2 separate regions of the Homo sapiens genome follow, and region 2 is linked to region 1. Evidence: chromatin loops called from intact Hi-C (ENCODE). Cell type or tissue: PC-3. All regions are shown on one strand. Links, peaks and the distances in the headings refer to the core of each region. The heading gives the core; the rest is flanking DNA. Region 1 overlaps KCNQ5 (potassium voltage-gated channel subfamily Q member 5). Region 2 overlaps KCNQ5 (potassium voltage-gated channel subfamily Q member 5).

Region 1 (5,392 bases), core at 179-5,178:
TGAAAATGATGAAATCCATTCAGGTAATTGTGCATGTGGAGAAAAGAGGTTGACAGAGGAGAACAGAGAGATTATATCTGTAAGTGAAGTAACTCAGGAATGGAAAACCTAAAACCACATGTTCTCACTTGTAAGTGGGAGCCAAGGCCAGGTGGGTTGGCTCACACTTGTAATCCCAGAACTTTGGGAGGCCAAGGCGGGCAGATCCCTTGAGTCCAGGAGTTTGAGATCAGCCTGGGCAACATGGTGAAACCCCGTATCAACAAAAAGTACAAAAAATTAACTGGGTATGGTGGTGTGCACCTGTAGTCCCAGCTACTTGGGAGACTGAGGCAGGAGGATCGCTTGAGCCTGGGAGACAGAGTTTGCAGCGAGCCAAGATCATGCCACTGCACTCTAACCTGGGTGACAGAGTGAGACCTTGTTTCTCTAAATATATATATATATATATACATATATATATATATACACACATATATATATATATACACATATATATATACACACATATATATATACATATATATATATATGGGAGCTAAGCTATAGGTATGCAAAGGCATACAGAGTGATAAAATAGACATCAGAGACTCAGATGCAGGAGAGAGAGGACTGAGGGATGAAAAACTACCCACTGAGCACAACATACATTACTCAAGTGATGGGTGCACTAAAATCCCAGACTTCACTACCATACAATTCATCCATATAACTGAAAACCACCTGTACACCTAAAGCTACTGAAATTTTTTAAAATTAATAAGTAAAATAAATCACTAAGCTCAGAACAGAGAGAGAAGCCATGTCTGGGTCATGCATGGTGGCCTTGAAAGGCAGCTGAAACTCTGTTTAGTCCAGAGGGACATAGAGAATCACTGAAGGTTGTTAGAGATGGAAACCGAACTGAAATAAGGAGGAATTCAGGAGTAATTTATAGACTGTGTGGCAGCAGAGAAAAAGTGGAGCCAGAGAGACTAATAGGGAACCAATGGCAGCATCCAGTTGTGAGGCCACTGGAGCCAGGACTGGATGGAGACAATTTACTTGCTTCTCAAGGCCACACACTGTCCCTCTGCAAAGGACCTTATGCTTGCTATTATGCAATGCCCAGCTACAATCAACACCTATCTTTCATTTAGGAATTTTGTTACCTGAGGATTTAGATGCATTTAAAGACACTCTTGATTCTTTATTTCCTCTAAATTAATGAGATTTATATCTCATACTTCTCAGAGGAAAAAAATGGTTTAATCCTAGTTCTAATGTTTATAAGCTGAAAGAGCCTCATTTCTCAAAAAATAAATAAATAAATAAAGCACTAAGTTAATTTACATATTTACAAAAGAAAAAACATTCTGCAGTTGGTTGAGTTTATGTGACAAGTATTTTCAGACATTTTAGAGTGAGTTTCCTTTGAAGGCAGTGATAAGAGTTTAAACTTCAGGTCTAAAGTAAAATATTTTAAATGGCTCCTTAGCTTTGCTTGCTAAAAAGTAGAACATTATCCAATGGAGATGGAAAAAAACCCTCTTTGCTTGGCCAGTGCAATACATGGGCTGCATATACGGAATTCATACTTGCAAATGTTCTATTTTAAGCTTGAGTCAAAATATGATTTGGCTAATATATTTTAGCACCTGTTTTTCACTGAACAAACCTCAGTCTTACTGGAATTAAGTGTATTATTTATTTTAATTTATGACTATTTTATCTTACTAAATGCCATAGAAAATCAATTGATATCTGCATTTCTAATACATGAAAATGCCTAAAATCTGGAAAGGAGTATTGTTTAGCAAATAAATATACATTGCTTAAATGATAGTATAATAGAAAACATTCATGTTAAAAACTGAGTTGGAAACCTTCATTTAGATTGCTATAGCTATTAATCACAGCTTTTATTTTATTTATTTATTTATTTATTTATTGAGATAGAATCTCACTCTGTTGCCCACACTGGAGTGCAGTGGTGTGATCTTGGCTCACTGCAACCTCCACCTCCCAGATTCAAGCAATTCTCGTGCCTCAGCCTCCTGAGTAGCTGGGACCACAGGCGCACACCACCACATCTGGCTAATTGTTAGTATTTTTTAGTAGAGAAGGGTTTCACCATGTTGACCAGCCTGGTCTTGAACTCCTGGCCTACCTGCCTTGGCCTCCCAAAATGCTGCAATTACAGGTAAGAGCCAACTCACTCAGTCCACAGATTTTATTTTTAAGATGGTGAGCTTCGTATATTTTTTTGTGAAGTCAGTCATGATGAGTTTCAGTGCCTTGTTTGAGGTCTCACAATTTTCTTTTGCTTGAGAAAATTTTTTAAAAATGAATATTTACTTAAATGAATCATAGCAATGCTGTCTTGACCACTTTTACAACATTAGTTCTCAAGCCAGTGAGTTTCTTGGCAGCTTTGTATTTATTCAATCAGTGTACTCAGTAAACGTAATTGTGCCCTGATAGACTTTTAAATGTAAGTTATCAAACATTAAAAATGATGGCATCATTTAAGCTGCTCACTTTACTCCTCTGGATGACCCTTGCAATTTCATGTGGATTATTATAGAGATCTGGTCAAATGTTTTGTATTAATCAATAGTAGGAACAAGCCTCATTACTCTCAAGTTTCTAAGAATATTTGCAGCCTTCATAGGTTTTCATGTTGTAATTCTGTTTATTTGTTGATTCTAAAACAAACCACCTTTATTCATAGTGAAAATATGCCTTAGGGTACAGAAAGACATTATTTGTATATGAACTATAAATACCTTATTGATTTCCTATCCTTGGTGATTACAAGAAAATATTCATTTAAGATCATCTCTTATATAATTTAATAACAGCAATACCATTCTTTGCTTTTTAAATAAAAAAGTTATGATACTTAGAATTTTACATATTTTGAAATTTATATGTAATTTATACAGAGTTGATCCTCAATATTATTAGTGTATTCCATGTTTGCAAATTTGCTAACCCACTAAAAATGTATTTATGAGGTGAAATAACACCTATGGCACCTTTGTGGCCCTTTACAGAGCAACAAAAAAATTTTAGTCTCCCAACATTCGGGTTCTCAACTGAGTTTGAACAAACTGACACTCTTGTCTTCTTGTTTCAGCACTCACACTGTAAACATGTGTCCCTTGCAAGACCTATTTTCTGCTGTTTTTCACATTTTCGTGCTTTTTTTAAAAAAAAATTCTTTTTTGGTTTACGTTTTATTTATCTATTTGTTTATTTTGTAGAAATTGGGTCTCACTACGTTTCCTAGGCTGGTCTCAAACTCCTGGTCTCAAGTGATCCTCCCACCTCGGCCTCGAGTGCTGGGGTTACAGGCATGCTCAGCCTTTTGTGCTTTTTGTTGATAATTTCACCACTTAAAATTGGCCCCAAGAGTAGTGCTGAAGTGCTGTCTACTGTTCCAAAGCACAAGAAGGCTGTGATGAGCCTCTTGGAGAAAACACAGTTGGTTAGATAAGCTTCTTTCAGGCATGAGTTACAGTGCTCTTGGCTGTGAGTTCAACATTAGTGAATCAACAATATTAAATAACGTATCATTAAATGGAAGCACAGGTAAAACAATAATATGTATTGATAAGTTGATAAAACTGATGAGACCAGAGGCTCCTGGGGACTTAGTCCTGTATATCCCTACGAGCAATGGCTTGGTATTTACTAATTCAGTGTTTGTAGTGACTTTACAGAACATAACTGCCACTGCAAATAATGAGAAATGGCTGTATCTCCTTCTGTTTTTTTCTTTCCTAGAAGCCATTTTCTCAACATTTCATCGTGAACTATTATGGCCTCATCGGGAATGTGAAGTGTGTCATCTGAGCAGATGTTCTTATTGTTTTCCTATCCACTGACCCACAGCATCAAACAATTTAGAGGAGAAAAGTGGTCCTGTCATCTCCAGAGTTATTATCTATTTTATTTTTAAATCCAAACTTCCACAATCAAGTTGCTATTAAGGTTTATCTTATTAGCATTTAAATTTTTAGGAAATGCTCATTACTGGGTTAAGCACAAAAAAGTCACATTGCTTGAAAAGTGCTATTTGTAAAACAGAATGGCCCACTTTGTCTATGTGTAAGAGGATCTGCTGCACATTTTTACCTGGAATAATATTGTCATGGATTTGGACATATGTGGAAGTGCTATTTGTGTTTATGCAGATCAACCTCTTGGTTTTACAGAAGAGAGATGCCAGTCCCAGGGAGGTTAAAGTGCCTGCCCAAGGCCGTGTGCTGGAGCAGAAGGGGAGGTGCTGCCTCCAGTCGAGTTAGAGCACTTCCCACCATCCACCACCATCAGGTCCTGAAGCCAAATACAGAAGATAGCATATATTTTTATTACTTTGAGATATCATCCTGAGCCCAAGAAGAATTTCTTGTTGCTGTCTCATAAATATATTACTTTGTTATTTATTAGTTTAGGCAGTTTATGACTAGCAGTCAAATATTCCCAATAAGGTTCGAATCAAAAATGTTATTTTGTTTTTGTATTATAAAAAGAAAAGCAGGCTAGGTGTGGTGGCTCATGCCTGTAATCCCAGAACTTTGGGAGGCCAAGGCGGGCGGATCACCTGAAGTTAGGAGTTCGAAACTAGCCTGGCCAACATGGTGAAACCCTGTCTCTATTAAAAATAACAAAAAAAAAAAAAATAGTTGGGCATGGTGGCAGGCGCCTGTAATCCCAGCTACTCAGGAGGCTGAGGAAGGAGAATCTCTTGAACCCGGGAGGCAGAGGTTGCAGTGAGGCAAGATCACCACACTGCACTTCAGCCTCGGTGACAAGAGTGAAACTCCATCAAAGAAAGAAAGAAAGAAAAAGAGAGAGAGAAAAAAAAGAAAAGCATATTTTGAAAGGTATCCTCTTAAATTTGTGGTGACCCTCAAATATTTATGCTAAAACTTAACTTTCAGTATGGAAACAGAAACATGGGTTCAATTTAAAATCCATGACTGGATCATGAGCAGGGCAAAGTGAGAGGCATTGTGAGATAGGGCCAAATGCTTCGAGAATTTACTCCATACAGACTGTGTTCAGGAACCCAGCACTTCCTCTGTGACTCAATAACTGGCACATATGGTTGCCAGGGACTACCAACAGCTGATTTCAATAAAAGTTACCCAATTACACCTTGAAGACCTGTTGTTTCTGGAGGGAGTTGGAGGAATTAAGGAATGTGGACTGAGTTTTTAAAATATATCTTACAGAAGTCAGAGGAAGATATAGAAGGACAGGAATATACTCAAGATACAATATTTTCTTCTACTGTACTTTTTGTTACATGGAACAGAATTTTAGCATTGGATCCCTTCAGCTGTGACAAAGGAGAAGGTCCATGGTTATAAAGTTTTCCATTAGACTCTCCTCACACACA
Region 2 (5,392 bases), core at 195-5,194, 110 kb after region 1:
TTTACAATAATTGATACTACTTTGAAAAAGAATAACATTTGTGTCACACGAATATAGGAATAGGCAATAAAACATAATAGAATCCCAAAATAGGCTTCTCAATAAGTATATGCAAACATTTGGAGAATGACAGAGTTTTTATTTAGATGGTATTGGGAAAATTGACTTTCATATGGGATAAAAAGTAAGATTAGTTCTCTACTTCACCACAGAGACAAACAAAAATTCCGTTAAAACTAATGATTGTATAAGTTAGAGTAATGCTTAGTTATTATATAAATCTCCAAATTCTAGTAACTAAATAAAATAGAAGTTTATTTCTTACTTGTGTAATAGTCCAATGAAGGTGTTCTTTGTTTGGGGTTGGGGTATATGGTAAAGGCTCTGTTCCATGCAGTTATTCAGGAACCCAGGCTGACAAAAGCACTGCCATCTTCAGCACATGGTTTCTAAGGGCATTCTTAGTACCAAACTGCAACTGACATAGAAAAAGAGAAAGTGATAAGCCATATGTGCTTGCCCTCAACTGGGAAGTGGCATACATCATTTCCATTCGTCTTCATTAACTAGAATTAGTCACCTCATCTCACCCAGAAGCAAGGGGTCCCGGGAAATGAGACCTCTAGATGGGCAACCACTTCTCAGAGATAATGCTGTACCTTAGAAGGGAAGCACATATCTGTGGTAGACAGCTAGCTACCTTTACCACAAAGACTATTCTGAATAGTAAACATAAATTCATTAACTAAATAAGGATGTAAGTGTGCCAAAATAAAATATAGGAAAATATTTTTATAATCTTGGTTGGACAAAGTCATTCTAGATAACTTAACTTCTGTGACTTAAAAATGACATGAAATCCAGGCATCTAAAACAGGAGGGGGATGGTTTTGTTTTTCCCACTGTATTTGCAAAGATTGAAGACTTATAATATCCCAGGTAATAAATGAGTGTGCTTAGAACCATGTCTATCACATAGTGAACAGTAAACATTAGATTTACTAGTACTATTTTTATTATTATTAGCATTCCTTTTTATTAGCAAGGAGAGAGAAATAAGTGTTTCCATACATTGTTAGTGAGAATTGGTACCATCATTTTGAAGGCATCTTGATATCAATCACAAATCAAAATATGCCAAGAATTCAGTCTCAAGAAATTTAGCCTTAAATTCCTTATCCTAAAAATAAATGTACAGGACTATTCGTTTCAGCATCATTTTAATAGCAAAACCAAAAGTAACCTAAAAATTCATTAATAAGTGTCTTAGTCTATTTGTTTTATAATAAAGGAATACACAAAGCTGGGTATTCATAAAGAAAGTAGGTTTATGTGGCTCACAGTTCTGCAGGCTGTACAAAAAGCATGGTGCCTGCATCTGCTCCTGGTGAGAACCTCAGGCTGCCTCCACTCATGGCAGAAGGTGAAGTGGGGCCAACATGTGCTGAGATCACATGACGAGAGATGAAGCAAGACATAAGTGCCATTTTCTTTTTAACAACCAAATCTTAAGGGAACTTACAGAGCCAGAACTCAGTCATTACTTCAAGGACGGTACCAAGCCATTCATGAGCGATCCTCCCCCATGACCAAAACACCTCCCATTAGGCTTCACCTCTAACACTGGGGATCACATTTCAACATGATATTTGGAGGTCAAATATCCAAACTATAGCATAAGTAATTGGTTAATTAAATAAATTAGTGTCCTACCTTATATACATTTGTATTGTTTTGATATTTTACTTTATAACTTTAAAGTGTATATTTTATTAAAATTATTCAAAACTTAGCTTATAGTGAGGCCACTAGAATAATTCAAAAAACTGGAACAAAAAAATGTGGTGGGAGAGGGGGATATAAACATCAAGAACATTGTATTTGTCGTACTTCTGATTGTCTCAGAGAGAACAAGATGAAGTGAGTTTAAAGGGAAAGAGGTAAATTTATGTTAGTTATTAGGGAAAACTTTCTGAGACTATAGAATAACTTTTAATTTACAAAAATTTTAAAAGCCTGAAGTCTCCAGACAGTTTCTAGAAGTCAAGATATACCCTCTTTGTGGCTTACTTACCTCGAGAGGGTTTATCTGTCCTTATAACTACTAGTTTGAAAGTGTTCAACCATGCTTTGTTTGATCCAGATGATTTAGTTCTTTTCATTGTGATTTTACATTGAGCCATGTTATACTTTCTAATACATGCATTATGCAGTGTAATTGTAGCAACAAAACACAGTCCATCAGGTTCAGATGTACAATTGGCCTTGCTCTAACCCAATCCTTGAGTTCACAATAGGGAAGCTTTGGATGTAAATAATGAAGGCTTTTTGGTATTTCAGTGACTAACACCTTTTAGACAGGGTCCATGGTGATCAATTCATATTGATTTTGCTGACTAAATAATACTTGAGCAAAGTTCCAGTGGCATCTAAAAATAAGCTCTTTCACAGTCCTTATGTGTCTTAAATATCATTATGGTATTTATTTTGTTCAAATCTTTGCAGTCACCTCAAATTTCAAGAATTCATGTGTAAATCATTCTAAGTGATGCAGTAAATTAGTGAACCTACTTCCTAATACCTTGTAAACCTATATTTCACATTTCTACTGGGCTGCTTATAATCAATAGCTCTTTCTTCACTACTTCCCAACTTGTTCTAATTTGTTTCCTTTGAGAGAGGTAGATTTTAAGAGTTCTGGATTACATGCTTTTTTTTTTATTCATGTGACTTAGAGCTCCTCCTTGTTTATTAGCAGTTCTATTTCTTTCTCTAGCCCCATTTTCTCTTGAAGCAGCCATAAAAGTACCATCTGTTTTTCAGCATCATTTTATTTCTGCTTTCTCCTCCCTGCACTTTTCTCTTCTCTGAATGCTTTATGCGATAACAATTTATTCCTGATTTATTATCCACCTGCTTTCATAGCCTCCCCCTTTCTGTTCCTCCTCCATCCCTATCCCACCCTGGATGGAGTGGTATACCATAATTCTTAAGGACACAGCTTTGGAGTCAAGTAAGGGCCAGCTCAACCACTTATGCATGTTAGTGACTTGACCACTATGAGCCTCAATTTCTTCATTTATAAGAAAGAGAAGGTTATAATATCATCTACTACATAGGTTGGCTTGAAGAATTAAATAAAATAATGTACATCAGGGTTTCTCAGCCTTGGCACTATTGACATTTGGGGCTGAGTCATTCTTTGTTCTGGAGGCTGTCCTGGGCATTGTAGGATGGTTAGCAGCAACCCTAGTCTCTACCACTAGATGCTCGTAGCAACCCCCTTCCCAGCTATGACAATGCAAAATGTCTCCAGACATTGCTAAATGTCCCAGGGAGGCAAAATTGTCCCCATTCGGAATCATTGATGTATATAAAACATTTAGCACAGTGCCTGGTACATAGTAGGGACTTGATCAATAATTGTGATGGATGGATGGTCAGATGAATGATTGAATATTCATTTTTAATACAAGTGTCTAATATAATTCTTGACAGTCAATTAACTACTTAATACATAAATGGATAAACAAATGAACCTGAAGCCAGTGAGCTTCAAGGGCTGTCCATAGTTTCTACCTTACACCAAAATGTGTTATCTTCACTAAAAACAAGCTTCCTATGTTTCAAAAAATATTTTAGACAATTAACTAACTGCACAGCTTAAGCTACTCCCCCAATTTAATATATATGCATATACTTTAAATAATAGGGAGATTTTAAAATAAACTCTAATGGATGATAGCTATAACAATTATGTTGCTATAGAATTCAGTGCTAGAAATTGAAGTGATCCTTTGATTAACCTGAGTATTTTAGGTTGATATCCCAGTCAACAAGCCATTGATGTGGTAAGAGAACAAAGCTCAGCCAACTTTTAAGTGTTTTTTAATCTAATTTATCTTATTTAAATATTTATTGAGTGCCTACTATATTTCAGGCACTGTTCTAGGTACTCAGGATACAATTGTGAACAAAACAATGATAAAACACTGTGGAACCACCATTCTATGAAATAGTAGATCACAAAAATAGTAAATACATAAATAGAAGTAAAAATAAAGACTACTCATAACTTGTAAAATACTAGCCTAGGAAATAGTCTAGGTGGTACTGACAGCAAAATTCCAGTGGATGACTGTAACCCAACCAGAAACATTTTTGTGACTGCACTCACTGTTTGCCATTTGGTTGCTCATCTATGATTTCAGTTTACTGAACTCTAACTTTCTCGTCTGATCTGAATTACAATGAGGGTATTAAATCAAATCTGTGGTTACCTTTGCATATTTTGGAACTTCAAACATTTAGATTGTGATTCACTGTGTGCATAATTTTTTAAATTGTCTCAAATCAACAATCTTTCTCTTACTTTTCTAGGTTTTCTCTAATGAACTAACTTTATAGCATACTTTTTGTGCTGTAGTCTAACAAACCGATAGCTGAGTTTTTTTAAAAATGAATACAATATATGCTTTTTCTGCCTCGCTTTTTTCATCTGTAAAATGGGATCTGTGGGATACCTAACACATAAAGTCATTGTAAGGATTAAATAAGGTAATGTTTATTAAAAAAAAAAAAAAACCTTAGAACTGAAGAAAATGCCAAGCACATAGTAAGTTTTAAGTGTAGTATTTTCTGCACCCCTACTAGCCATGTACTTATTTCTAGTATTTCCAATATTTTAGCATAGTAAATGAGGTAGTATATCTTTTTCTTTTCTTTCTACACTTGGGAGAAAGCAAGATTACAATGAAATAAAAGCAAAATGTATGTCCAACAGGGTCATATAAGTAATGTCTGTTTGTAAACCACTAGTCTCAGGAGTAAATCCCTCAACATGATGAAAACCAAGAGATGTGTTTGCACATAACTCTTTTTATAAAGTTTTTTTAATTGCAAAGACATAGTCGTTGTTATAAACTTCCAACATACAGAAATTAATAATTTACAAAGTGAAAAGCCCCTTTATGCATATATTCACTTCAGCTCACTCCCTTTAGAAATAATTAATAGTAATAATCAGCGTATAGTCTCACTTTTTTTTTTTTTTTTGAGACGCAGTCTTGCTCTGTCGCTAGGCTGGAGTGCAGTGGCACGATCTTGGCTCACTGCAACCTCCGCCTCCTGGGTTCAAGGGATTCTCATGCCTCAGCCTTCCAAGTAGCTGGGATTACAGGCACGTGCCACCACACCCAGCTAATTTTTGTATTTTTAGTAGAGACAGGGTTTCACCATGTTGGCCAGGATGGTCTCGATCTCCTGACCTCATGATCCGCCCACCTTGGCCTCCCAAAGTGCTGGGATTACAAGTGTGAGCCACTGCGCCCAGCCTAGTCTCAAATTTTTTTCCTAGTCATATACTAATATATATTTCTATTAAAATAAAATC

Evidence for each region. Hi-C counts contacts between places; a loop is a spot of excess contacts. Peaks named below come from ENCODE experiments on the same cell type or tissue, not always from the same donor. Only the 100,000 strongest peaks of a DNase experiment are listed, where the experiment ranks them.
Region 2: it touches region 1 in a loop (6-fold over the local background); 1 of 110 quality-filtered maps calls a loop at or near these places.

The regions. Positions count from the first base shown.
Region 1 is chr6:72,961,750-72,967,141 of GRCh38, forward strand. All of the region lies in intron 1 of KCNQ5 (potassium voltage-gated channel subfamily Q member 5), which reads left to right. All of the region lies in intron 3 of LOC105377855 (a long non-coding RNA gene), which reads right to left. Among named protein-coding and RNA genes, the nearest start is that of MIR4282, 3.3 kb to the right of the region's middle. In PC-3, for the core only: a CTCF peak has its summit at 2,534; a DNase peak (open chromatin) is centred at 2,372; H3K27ac peaks cover 2,182 bases.
Region 2 is chr6:73,070,187-73,075,578 of GRCh38, forward strand. The region is part of intron 3 of KCNQ5 (potassium voltage-gated channel subfamily Q member 5); the gene reads left to right. Among named protein-coding and RNA genes, the nearest start is that of KCNQ5-AS1, 71 kb to the right of the region's middle. In PC-3, for the core only: a CTCF peak has its summit at 3,265; DNase peaks (open chromatin) are centred at 3,235 and 4,205; H3K27ac peaks cover 2,679 bases.